2 separate regions of the Homo sapiens genome follow, and region 2 is linked to region 1. A link is an interaction called in ENCODE POLR2A ChIA-PET data of the cell type or tissue named here. Cell type or tissue: A673. All regions are shown on one strand. Links, peaks and the distances in the headings refer to the core of each region. The heading gives the core; the rest is flanking DNA.

The links. ChIA-PET counts read pairs that join two places held together with the same protein. Peaks named below come from ENCODE experiments on the same cell type or tissue, not always from the same donor. Only the 100,000 strongest peaks of a DNase experiment are listed, where the experiment ranks them.
Region 2: POLR2A ChIA-PET joins it to region 1 with 5 read pairs; 2 of 35 experiments call an interaction of 5 or more read pairs at or near these places.

What each region holds. Positions count from the first base shown.
Region 1 is chr19:50,395,711-50,401,582 of GRCh38, forward strand. POLD1 (DNA polymerase delta 1, catalytic subunit) reads left to right here. Exons shown (of 27, transcript NM_002691.4): 2 at 3,141-3,343; 3 at 3,661-3,774. The coding sequence starts at 3,142. Among named protein-coding and RNA genes, the nearest start is that of POLD1, 14 kb to the left of the region's middle. In A673, for the core only: no CTCF peak of the experiment used is centred there; no DNase peak of the experiment used is centred there.
Region 2 is chr19:50,676,424-50,682,295 of GRCh38, forward strand. The region is part of intron 21 of SHANK1 (SH3 and multiple ankyrin repeat domains 1); the gene reads right to left. Among named protein-coding and RNA genes, the nearest start is that of C19orf81, 30 kb to the left of the region's middle. In A673, for the core only: no CTCF peak of the experiment used is centred there; a DNase peak (open chromatin) is centred at 3,098.

The sequences.
Region 1 (5,872 bases), core at 1,683-5,682:
CTCACTTTTTACAAAGAATTCCCAATACCTTGCAGACATTATGGCCGTTTACTCCTAAATACTTGAGTGTGTATCTCCTTAGAATATTCTTATTGAACCACAATAAAGTCACCCACTTAAGTTTAACCTGCATATAACCTTGTCTAATCAACCAGAGGATATATACTTTTTTTTTTTTTTTTTTTTTTTTTGAGACAGGGTATTGCCATCTTGTCCAGTCCAGTCTTAAACTCCTGGGCTCAAGCGATCCTCCCACCTTGGCCTCCCAAAGTGCTGAGATTACAGGCATAAGCCACTATGCCCAGTGAACTTTTTTGTTGTGGTTGTTTTTTTGTTTGTTTGTTTGGGTTTTAATTGTTGTTGTTGGTGGTGGTTTTTTTTTGTTTTTTTTTTTGAGACAGAATATTGCTGTGTTGCCCAGGCTAAAGTGCAGTGGCGCGATCTCGGCTCACTGCAACCTCCACCTCTCGGGTTCAAGTGATTCTCCTGCCTCGGCCTCCCGAGTAGCCATAATTACAGGTGTGTACCGCCACACCCAGCTAATTTTTTTGTATTTTTATTAAAGATAGGGTTTCACCATGTTGACCAGGCTGGTCTCGAACTCCTGACCTCAAGTGATCCACCCGCCTCAGCTTCCCAAAGTGCTGGGATTACAGCGTGGGCCACCGTGCCTAACTCTAGTCAACTTTTATATTGTATATCTTGTACATTGTATATCTTGTCAAGGATATTGTATATCTTGTCAAAATACACCCCCAAAATAATAATATATATATATATTTTTTGAGATGGAGTCTCGCTCTGTTGCCCAGGCTGGAGTGCAGTGGTGCAATCTCAGCTCACTGCATGCTCTGCCTCCTGGGTTCACACCATTCTCCTGCCTCAGCCTCATGAGTAGCTGGGACTACAGGCGCCCACCACCATGCCCGGCTAATTTTTTTGTATTTTTTTAGTAGAGACGGGGTTTCACCATGTTAGCCAGGATGGTCTCGATCTCCTGACCTCATGATTCACCTGCCTCCTAAAGTGCTGGGATTACAGGTGTGAGCCACTGCTCCCAGCCTCCAAAATAATCTTTTATAGGTTGTAATTAAGAAAACACAGGCCAGGCTTGGTGGCTTACGCCTGTAATCCCAGCACTTTGGGAGGCCGAGGCAGGTGGATCACCTGAGGTCAGGAGTTCAAGACCAGGATGGCCAACATGGCGAAACCCTGTCTCTACTAAAATACAAAAATTAGCCAGGCATGGTGGTGGGCACCTGTGATCCCAGCTACTCAGGAGGCTGAGGCAGGAGAATCTCTTGAATCTGGGAGGCGGAGGTTGCAGCCAAGATCGCACCACTGCACTCCAGCCTGGGTGACAGAGCGAGACTCCATCTCAAAAAAAAAAAAAAAAAGAAAACACAGGCCAGGCTTGGTGGCTCACGCCTGAAATCTCAGCACTTTGGGAGGCCAAGGCAGGTGGATCACTTGAGGTCAGGAGTTCAAGACCAGCCTGGCCAACATGGTGAAACCCCGTCTCTACTAAAAATACAAAAATTAGCTGGGCATGGTGGCGCGTGCTTGTAATCCCAGCTACTTGGGAGGCTGAGGCAGAAGAATTGCTTGAACTGGGTCCCGGGAAGCGGAAGTTGCAGTGAATCGAGATTGTGCCACTGTACTCCAGCCTGGGCAACAAGAGTGAGATTCTGTCTTTTTTTTTTTTTTTTTCTGAGACGGAGTCTTGCTCTGTGGCCCAGGATGGAGTACAATGGCACGATCTCGGCTCACTGCAACCTCCGCCTCCCAGGTTCAAGCAATTCTCCTGTCTCAGCCTCCTGAGTAGCTGGGATTACAGGCGCCTGCTACCTCACCTGGCTAATTTTTGTATTTTTAGTGGAGATGGGGTTTCACCATGTTGGTCAGGCTGGTCTCGAACTCCTGACCTCGTGATCCGCCCACCTTGGCCTCCCAAAGTGCTGGGATTACAGGCGTGAGCCATCACACCCGGCCCTGATTATGTCTTTAAAAGAAAGAAAAAGAAAACACAAATATATATAAGTAGCAGTCTGTATGTGTTTTGTGTTGTGTTTTGTTTGCTACTGTGGGTCCTGGACTCGGGGAGAAAGCAGGTTACTATAAACGGCATTTTGGAGACAGTTGGAGAAATTGGGAAAGGTGCCCTTTATTTTATATCAACCTTGAGTCAGTGTTAAATGTCCTAGATTGTATCGTACTGTGCTCGGTGAAAGGAATTCCTTATTGTTAGGCACTACGTGCTAACATGTGGAGGGGTATGGGATCTGCAAGGAACTCTCAAATTACTCAGGAAAAGAAGTAACAATATGATGTGCATACCGCACATGTGGGAGGGCAGAGAGAGGCGGTGAGAGAGCACACACACGACACGCTGACCACCGGGGAGCCTGGGGAAGGGCATACAGGAGTTCTAGGCATTTGAGATTATTTCAAAGTATTTAGGTTGGTGCAAAAGTAATTGCAGTTTTTGTCATTTCAATGGCAGATGGCCTGGGCAGATGGGTGGTTGGTAGGCGAGGTATCGGAGACAGAGGTTTATGGAAAATAAAGAGATGTGCCAAGGCCGGGCGCGGAGACTCAGGCCTGTAATCTCAGCACTTTGGGAGGCTGAGGCGAGTGGATCACCTGAGGTCAGGAGTTCGAGACCAGCCTGGCCAACATGGCAAAACCCCGTCTCTACTCAAAACACAAAAATTAGCTGGGTGTGGTGGTGGGCGCCTGTAATCCCAGCTACTCGGGAGGCTGAGGGGAGAATCGCTTGAACCTGGGAGGTAGAGCTTGCAGTGAGCCGAGATCATGCCATTGCACTCCAGCCTGGGTGACAAGAGCACAATTCCATCTCAAAAAAAAAAAAAAAAAAAAAAGCAAGAGATGTGCTAAGGACCTAGTGTGATGGGAGAGAGGGTCGGGGAGTCGACGGGGCTGCTGCTGCAGTAGCTAACAATTGAGCGTCTGGAATGTGCTCCCACCCCACTGCCTGCAGGGTGCAGAGAGCTATGTTAGTACAGCCAGTCCAGAGTAGGAAAAGGCTCGTGGTCATGGTGGGTGCATGGGATGCCATGGAGACAGGGTAAGAGGTGTCTCCGGTCAGAACCTCCACCAAGCTCCAACTTGCCCAGCAGGATGGATGGCAAGCGGCGGCCAGGCCCAGGGCCCGGGGTGCCCCCAAAGCGGGCCCGTGGGGGCCTCTGGGATGATGATGATGCACCTCGGCCATCCCAATTCGAGGAGGACCTGGCACTGATGGAGGAGATGGAGGCAGAACACAGGCTGCAGGAGCAGGAGGAGGAGGAGCTGCAGTCAGTCCTGGAGGGGGTTGCAGACGGTAAGGCTTGGAGTTGGAGGTTCCTGCTGCCCAACCCATTGCCCCTGGTCTTGCCTTTGGTCCAAGAGTCAGCTGCAAAGCTGACCTGTGACCCCACTCTGGCCAATTTTGAATCCTACAAAGGACTGCCCTTCCACCCCGTGCAGCCTGTGTGGCCTACAGTGATTCTGGCCCTGACCCTTGACCCTCATTCTCTTCCAAGTTTCCTGCCTGACCCAGACCACCACCTCTGCCTGGCTCCTTTCAGAACCACATGCCATCCTGGCCGGGGAAGACCATGACTCCATGTACTCCACTTCCTTCCCTTCCCCCACCAGGGCAGGTCCCACCATCAGCCATAGATCCTCGCTGGCTTCGGCCCACACCACCAGCGCTGGACCCCCAGACAGAGCCCCTCATCTTCCAACAGTTGGAGATTGACCATTATGTGGGTGAGTTTAGGGGTTATGGGTGAGTGCTGGGGCCCTGCGCTCCTGGGGCAGAGGCCGGGCCAGGTCAGCCCCTCTGGCCCTGTGCTCCTGGGGCAGAGGCCGGGCCAGGTCAGCCCCTCTGGCTCTGCCCCTCTGGTTGCCATAGAGCTGTAGTGACAGAACAGACCAGTGGGTGCCAGGGGTTGTGGAGTGCGAAGCGAAGGTGACACAGGGTCAGCTTGAGGGAGGTGCTTGGAGCGTTGATCTGTTTTGCATACGTAGTAGCTGCAGCCTGTGCAAGGACCTCTGTGCCTTAAAATTCATAACACCAGACACATAAACCAAAAGTCAATTTGACTTCTTTTTTTTGAGATGGAGTCTTGCCCTGTTGCCCAGGCTGGAGTGCAGTGGTGTGATCTCGGCTCACTGCAACCTCTGCCTCCCGGGTTCAAGTGATTCTCCTGCCTCAGCCTCCCAAGTAGCTGGGATTACAGGTGCACACCACCATGCCTGGCTAATTTTTGTATTTTTAGTAGAGATGGGCTTTTGCCAAGTTGGCTAGGCTGGTCTTGAACTCCTGACCTCAAGTGATCCACCCGCCTTGGCCTCCCAAAGTGCTTAGATTACAGGTGTGAGCCATTGTGCCAGCCCAATTTGACTTTTTAAAAGATTTTTTTTTTTTTTTTTTTTTTTTTTTTGAGACAAGATTTTCCTCTGTTGCCCAGGCTGGAGTGCACCTGGCCAATAATTTTTTTTTTTTTTTTTTTTTTTTTTAAGATGGAGTCTTGCTCCTGTCGCCCAGGCTGGAGTGCAGTGGCACACTCTTGGCTCACTATAACCTCCGCCTCCTGGGTTCAAGTGATCCTTCTTCCTCAGCCTCCCAAGTAGCTGGGATTACAGGCGCCCGCCATCACGCCCGGCTAATTTTTATATTTTTAGTAGAGACAGGGTTTCGCCATGTTGGCCAGGCTGGTTTCAAACTCCTAACCTCAGGTGATCTGCCGACCTTGGCCTCCCAAAGTGCTGGGATTACAGGAGTGAGTAACTGTGCCCCGCCTATTTTTTTTTTTTTTTTTTTTTTTTTTTTGAGACAGAGTCTCCCTCTGTCACCCAGGCTGGAGAGCAGTGGCACAATCATGGTTCACTGTAACCTCAACCTCCAGGGCTCAAGTGATCCTCCCACCTCAGCCTCGGAGTAGCTAGGACTACAGGTGTGCACCACAATGTCTGGCTAACTTTTTTTTTTTTTTTGAGACGGAGTCTTGCTCTGTCACCTAGGCTGGAGTGCAGTGGCGCGATCTCGGCTCACTGCAAGCTCTGCCTCCCAGGTTCACGCCATTCTCCTGCCTCAGCCTCCCGAGTTGCTGGGACTACAGGCACCCGCCCCAACTCCTGGCTAATTTTTTGTATTTTTAGTAGAGATGGGGTTTCACCGTTTTAGCCAGGATGGTCTTGATCTCCTGACCTCGTGATCCGCCCGCCTCAGCCTCCCAAAGTGCTGAGATTACAGGCTTGAGCCACCGCGCCCGGCCTGGCTAACTTTTAAAAATATACTTTTGGGCCCGGCATGGTGGCTCACTTTTGGAGGCTGAGGCAGGCTGATCACTTGAGGACAGGAGTTCAAGACCAGCCTGGCCAACATGGTGAAACCCCGTCTCTACTAAAAATTCAAAAAATTAGCCAGGTGTGGTGGCATGGGCCTGTAATCTCAGCTGTTCAGGTGGCTGAGGCACAAGAATCCTTTCAACCTGGGAGGTGGTTGAAATATAAATATAAGATATATATATATGATATATTCTTTATGTATTAATTTATGTATAACATATATTATATATTAATATATTTTGTAGAGACAAATATATTTATTTGTACATATAATATGTGTGTGTATTTGTGTATATGTGTATATATATATATATATATATATATTTTTTTTTTTTTTTTTTTTTTTTCTTTTTTTTGAGACTGGGTCTCGCTCTTTTGCCCAGGCTGGTCTCAAAGTCCTGGGCTCTAGCGATCCTCCCGCCTTGGCCTCACAAAGCACTGGAATCACAGGTGTGAGTCACTGTGCACGGCCAGTTGTTTTTATCTTGTAATAAAAAAGAAGGGCCTCCCTGTA
Region 2 (5,872 bases), core at 1,188-5,187, 280 kb after region 1:
TGGAACAGCAGGTGCAAAGGCCCTGAGGTGAAGGTGAGCCAGGCAGGCTCAGGAGGAATAGGAAGGAGGCCAGGAGCTGAAGGGTAGGAGTTGAGGTTAGACAGGTGATAGAAGGGTGGGAGTGGGTAGGACCTGCAAGTTTCAGGTTTCTTTCAGATTTCGGCTCCAAGGTCTCCTCTCTGGAGAGGCTTCCTCCTGTTACTCTGTCATAACTCCTTTAACTGATGACAGTTTGGAGTCATCATCATTATTTGCTTGCTTGTTTACTGTCTGTCTCCCTAGGCATGCAGCCCACCCCAATACTCTTTCTACTCTATTTCCTTGGTAAGAAAATGCCAATCTTATTTGGCACCTTTTGAGAGACTACACTTCCCAGCTTCCTTTGCAGCTAGGTGTGGCCATATGACTAAGGAAGGCCAACCGGGATGCCCAAGTGGGAGTGTTGTGTGTTACATCTGGGATGTCTTGGAGGTAACTCAAGAGGCAGCAAGGTGCCCTCTTTTGCCCTTCTGCCTTTCTGCCCTTCCTTGTTCCTGCTACCTGGAATGCTGGTGCAATAGCTAGAGCTCCAGCAGCAATTTTGGACTATGAGGCCAGTCTGCAGTTGGAAACATGGCTAAGATGGTGGAGCAGAAATTGAGAAGGATTCTGGGTCTTTAAGACCATGGAGGCTGCTAACCTGCCTGAGACTTCCTATCTCATACTTTTTTTTTTTTTTTTTGAGATGGGAGTCTCACTGTGTCACCCAGGCTGAAGTGCAATGGCACTATCTTGGCTCACTGCAACCTCCACCTCCTGGGTTCAAGTGATTCTCTTGCCTCAGCCTCCTGAGTAGCTGAGACTATAGGTTCCCACCACCACACCCAGCTAATTTTTGTATTTTTAGTAGAGACAGGGGTTCACCATGTTGCCCAGGCTTGTCTTGAACTCCTGACCTCAGGTGACCCACCCACCTTGGCCTCCCAAAGTGCTGGGATTACAGGTGTGAGCCACTCATGCCTGGCCCCCATACTTCTTTAACAAGAGAGAGATAAAAGCATTTTTCTTGGTCAAGCCACCATTATTTGCTTTTTCTCCCTCAGGTGCAGCAGAACCCAATTCTGCTAGTCTCCTCTTTCAAATGTAAATTCTCTAAAGGAAGTTACTTTGTTTGACTGATTCACTCTTATACCTTGAGAGCCCAGCAGCAGGTCCAGGATATAGTAGGTGCTCAATAAATATTTGTAGAAGGAAGAACTCATTGGAAGCAATACAAGACACCCTGACAAGATGTGGCGAGCAACTCCAGGGCAAAACCCCAGCCTGTTCCTCTGAACATCCCCATCAAACAGCACAGGGCCAGCTCCAAGCAGGCTTCAGGAGGTGTCGCCTGAAGGCATCCCTGCTTTGACGGATTTCCTGCCATGCTGCTCTTCTCTAAGCGCTTCTCAGCCTGCTCAATCCTTCTCCACTTTGCTGAATGTTTTTCTGACCCCCTCCCCCACCTCCTTCAGCCACAGACCAATACTCTGCTTGGCTTTCTGTCCCGTCCTGCAGCTGTGTGGTATCAGAGAGCAGAACCTTGCAAAAGATAAAGGCAGTAGAGAAGTGGCAAGTGGAAGGAGACACTCTTGTGTGAGCCATTTTACCTGCTATTTTTCGTATGTGTCCTCACTGGATCCTCACACCTGTGAGTTAGGGTGGATTATACCCATTTGGATGATAATGAAAGAGGCCGTGGATCAGAGAGAAAAGGTCCTTATCCTAGACCAGCCAGCGAGTAAGGAGGAGATTCAAGATGCATCGGAGAAAAGAGGTCAGAGTGGCTCAAAAACCCTGAGATAAAATGGGAGGGGTACGAAGAGCCAGGAGAAGGGGGTGTGACCAGTCAGGAAGCACACGGGGACTGCTGAGGGGCAGGGCTGGAGAGGACAGCAAGAACAGAGTCCAGGCAGGAGAGGACAGCTGGGAGGAGGGGAGGAAGGCAAGGGAAACACCTGCATGGGGCACGGGGGCAGGTGGTGGGGGCCAGAGGGAGAGGCGAGGGTCAGGTGACAGGTGAGGGTGAAGGTGATGAGGCAGGGATCCGAGTGACAGTGGAGGGGTTGATGTGACAGTGGAAGGGTCAGAGTGACAGGGAAGGGACCAGGGTGATGGGGGAGAGGTCAGGATGACAGGGAAGGGTCAGGGGGACAGTGGAGAGGTCAATGTGACAGAGAAGGGGTCAGGTGACAGAGTAGGAGTCAGAGTGATGGGGAAGGGTGAGGGTGACAGGGTGGGGGTCAGGGTGAGAGAAGAGGTAAAAGAGAGACAGTGGAGGAGTCAAAGGGAAAACGGAGGGGTCAGGGTGATGGGGAAAGGTCAGGGTGATGGGGAGGGGTCAGGGTGATGGGGAGGGGTCAAGATGATGGGGAGGGGTCAGGGTGTGGGGAGGGGTCAGGATGATGGGGAGGGGTCAGGGTGTGGGGAGGGGTCAGGGTGATGGGGAGGGGTCAGGGTGTGGGGAGGGGTCAGGGTGTGGGGAGGGGTCAAGATGATGGGGAGGGGTCAGGGTGATGGGGAGGGGTCAGGGTGTGGGGAGGGGTCAGGGTGTGGGGAGGGGTCAGGGTGATGGGGAGGGGTCAGGGTGATGGGGAGGGGTCAGGGTGATGGGGAGGGGTCAAGATGATGGGGAGGGGTCAGGGTGATGGGGAGGGGTCAGGGTGTGGGGAGGGGTCAGGGTGATGGGGAGGGGTCAGGGTTACAAGCATTACAGGTAAGGGGTGAGGGTGATGGGGGGGTGTCAGTGTGACGGGGAGGGGTCAGGGTTACAGGCAAGGGGTCAGGGTGACGGGAGAGGGCTTAGAGTGGCAGGGAACTGGTTAGAGTGAGGGGGAGGGGTGTCCCCGACAGAGGAGGGTGCAGAGTGACAGACGCCTCGTCAGATTTGCAAGCTGACAAAAGACACTTCAGCACCATGTGGAAGAAGAAGGGACAAAAATGGGTTAGCTTGACATAAGAAGGGTCAGGGTGACAGGAGAGATGTCAGACTGACGGAGGAACCATAACAATCTGATGGGGCATCGCACTGACTCCCCAGGGAGCACCTGAACTCCACCAACCAACGGGAGCATTCGCTCCCGCGCAGAAGGGACAGCCAATCAGAGTGCGCAGCCTTGCATGACGTCACTGGCTGCCGGGCAGACTCCCCTTCAGTCCGCCGCCCAAAGGCCCAGTTCTCCGTCACCTCGTGGTCTGGCGCCTCAGTGGCAGCGCATGTCCTGCCGCTGACCAGTGGCTGGGGAACTCCTGCTAAGGAGGCAGCCCTGAGAGGGGATAGGGGAGAGAATGGACGGGGAGACAACTGAAGAGACAGAGATGGGGGGACAGAGATAGACAGAGACAGAGAGAGGGAGACAAGGAGACACAGAGACAGACGTAGAGAGACAGAAAAAGAGAGACAGAGATAGAGAGACAGAGACAGACAGACAAAGGCAAAGATGGGGAGAGAGACAGAGATGGAGAGACAGAGACAGAGACAAAGGCAGAGATAGGGAGACAGAGATAGAGAGACAGAGAGACAAAGGCAGAGATGGGGAGATAGAGATGGAGAGACAGAGAGACAATGGCAGAGATGAGGAGACAGAGATAGAGAGACAAGGAGAGAGCTAGGGAGACAAGGAGACACAGAGACAGAGATGGAGAGACAGAGACAAAGAGACAAAGACAGATGGGGGAGAGAGGGAGGTGGGGAAACAGGGAGGGATGGGAAGAGAAAGATAGGGAGAGTGAGAGAGGCGAAGAGCGACAGACAGAGATGGGGCCTAGAAGGGGGAGAGACAAGGACTGAGAGATGAGAGGGGAAATGAGAGGGCGATGGGAAGCATGGGAAGCAGGAAGAGCCCAGAGAGGAAGGAGGGAGGGCAGCTCTGACTCAGAGAGGGCCTGCGCAGCCCCAGGAGGGAACCCCAGAAGTGGGGAGTGCAACTGAGAGGGAGCAATGACGTCTCAGACTGAGAGATGAGGGGGCACGAGGGAGCCCTCGGGCATCAGTGGCGGGTGACAAAGACAGTACCAGAGAAAGCCAAAGCCATACCGAGGGGCGGATGGACAGCAGAGCCCTAGGAGGAGACAGCCCAAGAGGTGCCCTGACCTAGGGTGGATCTGCTGGGCTCCGCGCCCCTGCTGTCCCTACCTCCTCTAGGTTATATGCAAAAGTGCATCTTTGGAGAGGGTTGAAATCTCCCAGTTTCCAAGTCCTTAGATAGTGGCATCTTTTTTTTTTTTTCCCCGAGACAGAATCGCACCCTGTCACCCAGGCTGGAGTGCAGTGGCGCGATCTTGGCTCACTGCAACCTCTGCCTCCCAGGTTCAAGCGATTCTCCTGTCCCATGCTCCCGAGTAGCTGGAATAACAGGCGTGCGCCACCACACCCAGCAAATTTTTGTAGTTTTAGTAGCGACGGGGTTTCACCTTGTTGGCCAGGCTGGTCTCAAACTCCTGACCTCAGGTGATCCACCCGCCTTGGCCTCCCAAAGTGCTGGGATTACAGGCGTGAGCCACCACGCCTGGCTGATAGTGGCGTCTTATACAATGCTTTGCTCTTGTTCACTTTTGTGCAGACCTGATCCAAGAAGCCTCGGGGGGTACTGCACCCCCCACCCCACTGCATCTAGACCAGAGGGAAGATGCAGGGTGAAGAGGGGAGAGGAGCCTAAATGAATGGGAAATCGAGACACCGAGAACAAGACCAGACGTCGAGAGAGGCCACCAAGATGCAGAAACCTCATGAAGGGGCATCTGTATTGACTCAGAGAGCGGGAAAGATAAAGATGGCAGGTGGGAAGGAGCAGAGAAGGCGGCAGAGAGAGCCTCCGACATGAGAGGGGGACCTGGAGAAGGCCCAGGGACAGATCCAAGAGGTGAGAGAAGAAAAGGCGAGGGGGATGTACAGGGCAAATGACTATGGGTCCTCTGGACACAGAGGGAAAGGAGGTCTCCCAGAACTCAGGTGAGTGCTTGTGAGTTTCATTTCTAGGAGGCAGGGGCAGGTGGGCAGCTGGTTTTATTACTGGCTGGTGTCTGGGCTCCTCTGGGGGTGGAGGTCTTTGGAGCTCAGAGGGTGAGTTCCCTGAGGGTTAGGCTCTTGACTGTCCTGTAACTGGGTTCGTGCAGGGTAGACCTAGAACTGTGGCTGCCTGGCACTTTACAGGAGCTCTGCGCATTTGTTGAATTAATGAAAACAGGACTTGCTCTAATTAGTTTATCAGAGATTTACACTCAGTCTGATACGCTATTGTGGGGTCTCTGGTGTTGCGGGGTCTCTGGAGGCATACACAGAGATCACTGGTGAGCCATGGTGGACTTTCTAGTTTATTTTATTTCAGTGAATTAATTTATGTATTTATTGAGACAGGTCTCATTCTGTTGCCCAGGCTGGAGCTCAGTGGCGCAAGCATGGCTCACTGCAGCTTTGACCTCCCTTGCTCGAGTGATCCTCCCACCTCGGCACACACCATGACTGGCTAATTTTTAAATATTTTGTAGAGACAGGGTCTCACTATGTTGCCCAGGCTGGTCTCGAACTCCTGGCCTCAAGTGATCCTCCTGCCTTGGCCTCCCAAAGTGTTGGGATTACAGGTGTGAACCACTGTACCTGGCCTATTTTCTTTTCCTTTTTTCTATTTTTTTTTTAGACGGAGTCTCGCTCTACTGCCAGGCTGGAGTGCAGTGGCATGATCTCGGCTCACTGTAACCTCCATCTCCTGGGTTCAAGTGATTCTCTTGCCTCAGCCTCCCAAGTAGCTGGGACCACAGGTGCACACCACCACGCCCAGCTAATTTTTGTATTTTTAGTAGAGACGGGGTTTCACTATGTTTGCCAGGATGGTCTTGATCTGTTGCCCTTGTGATC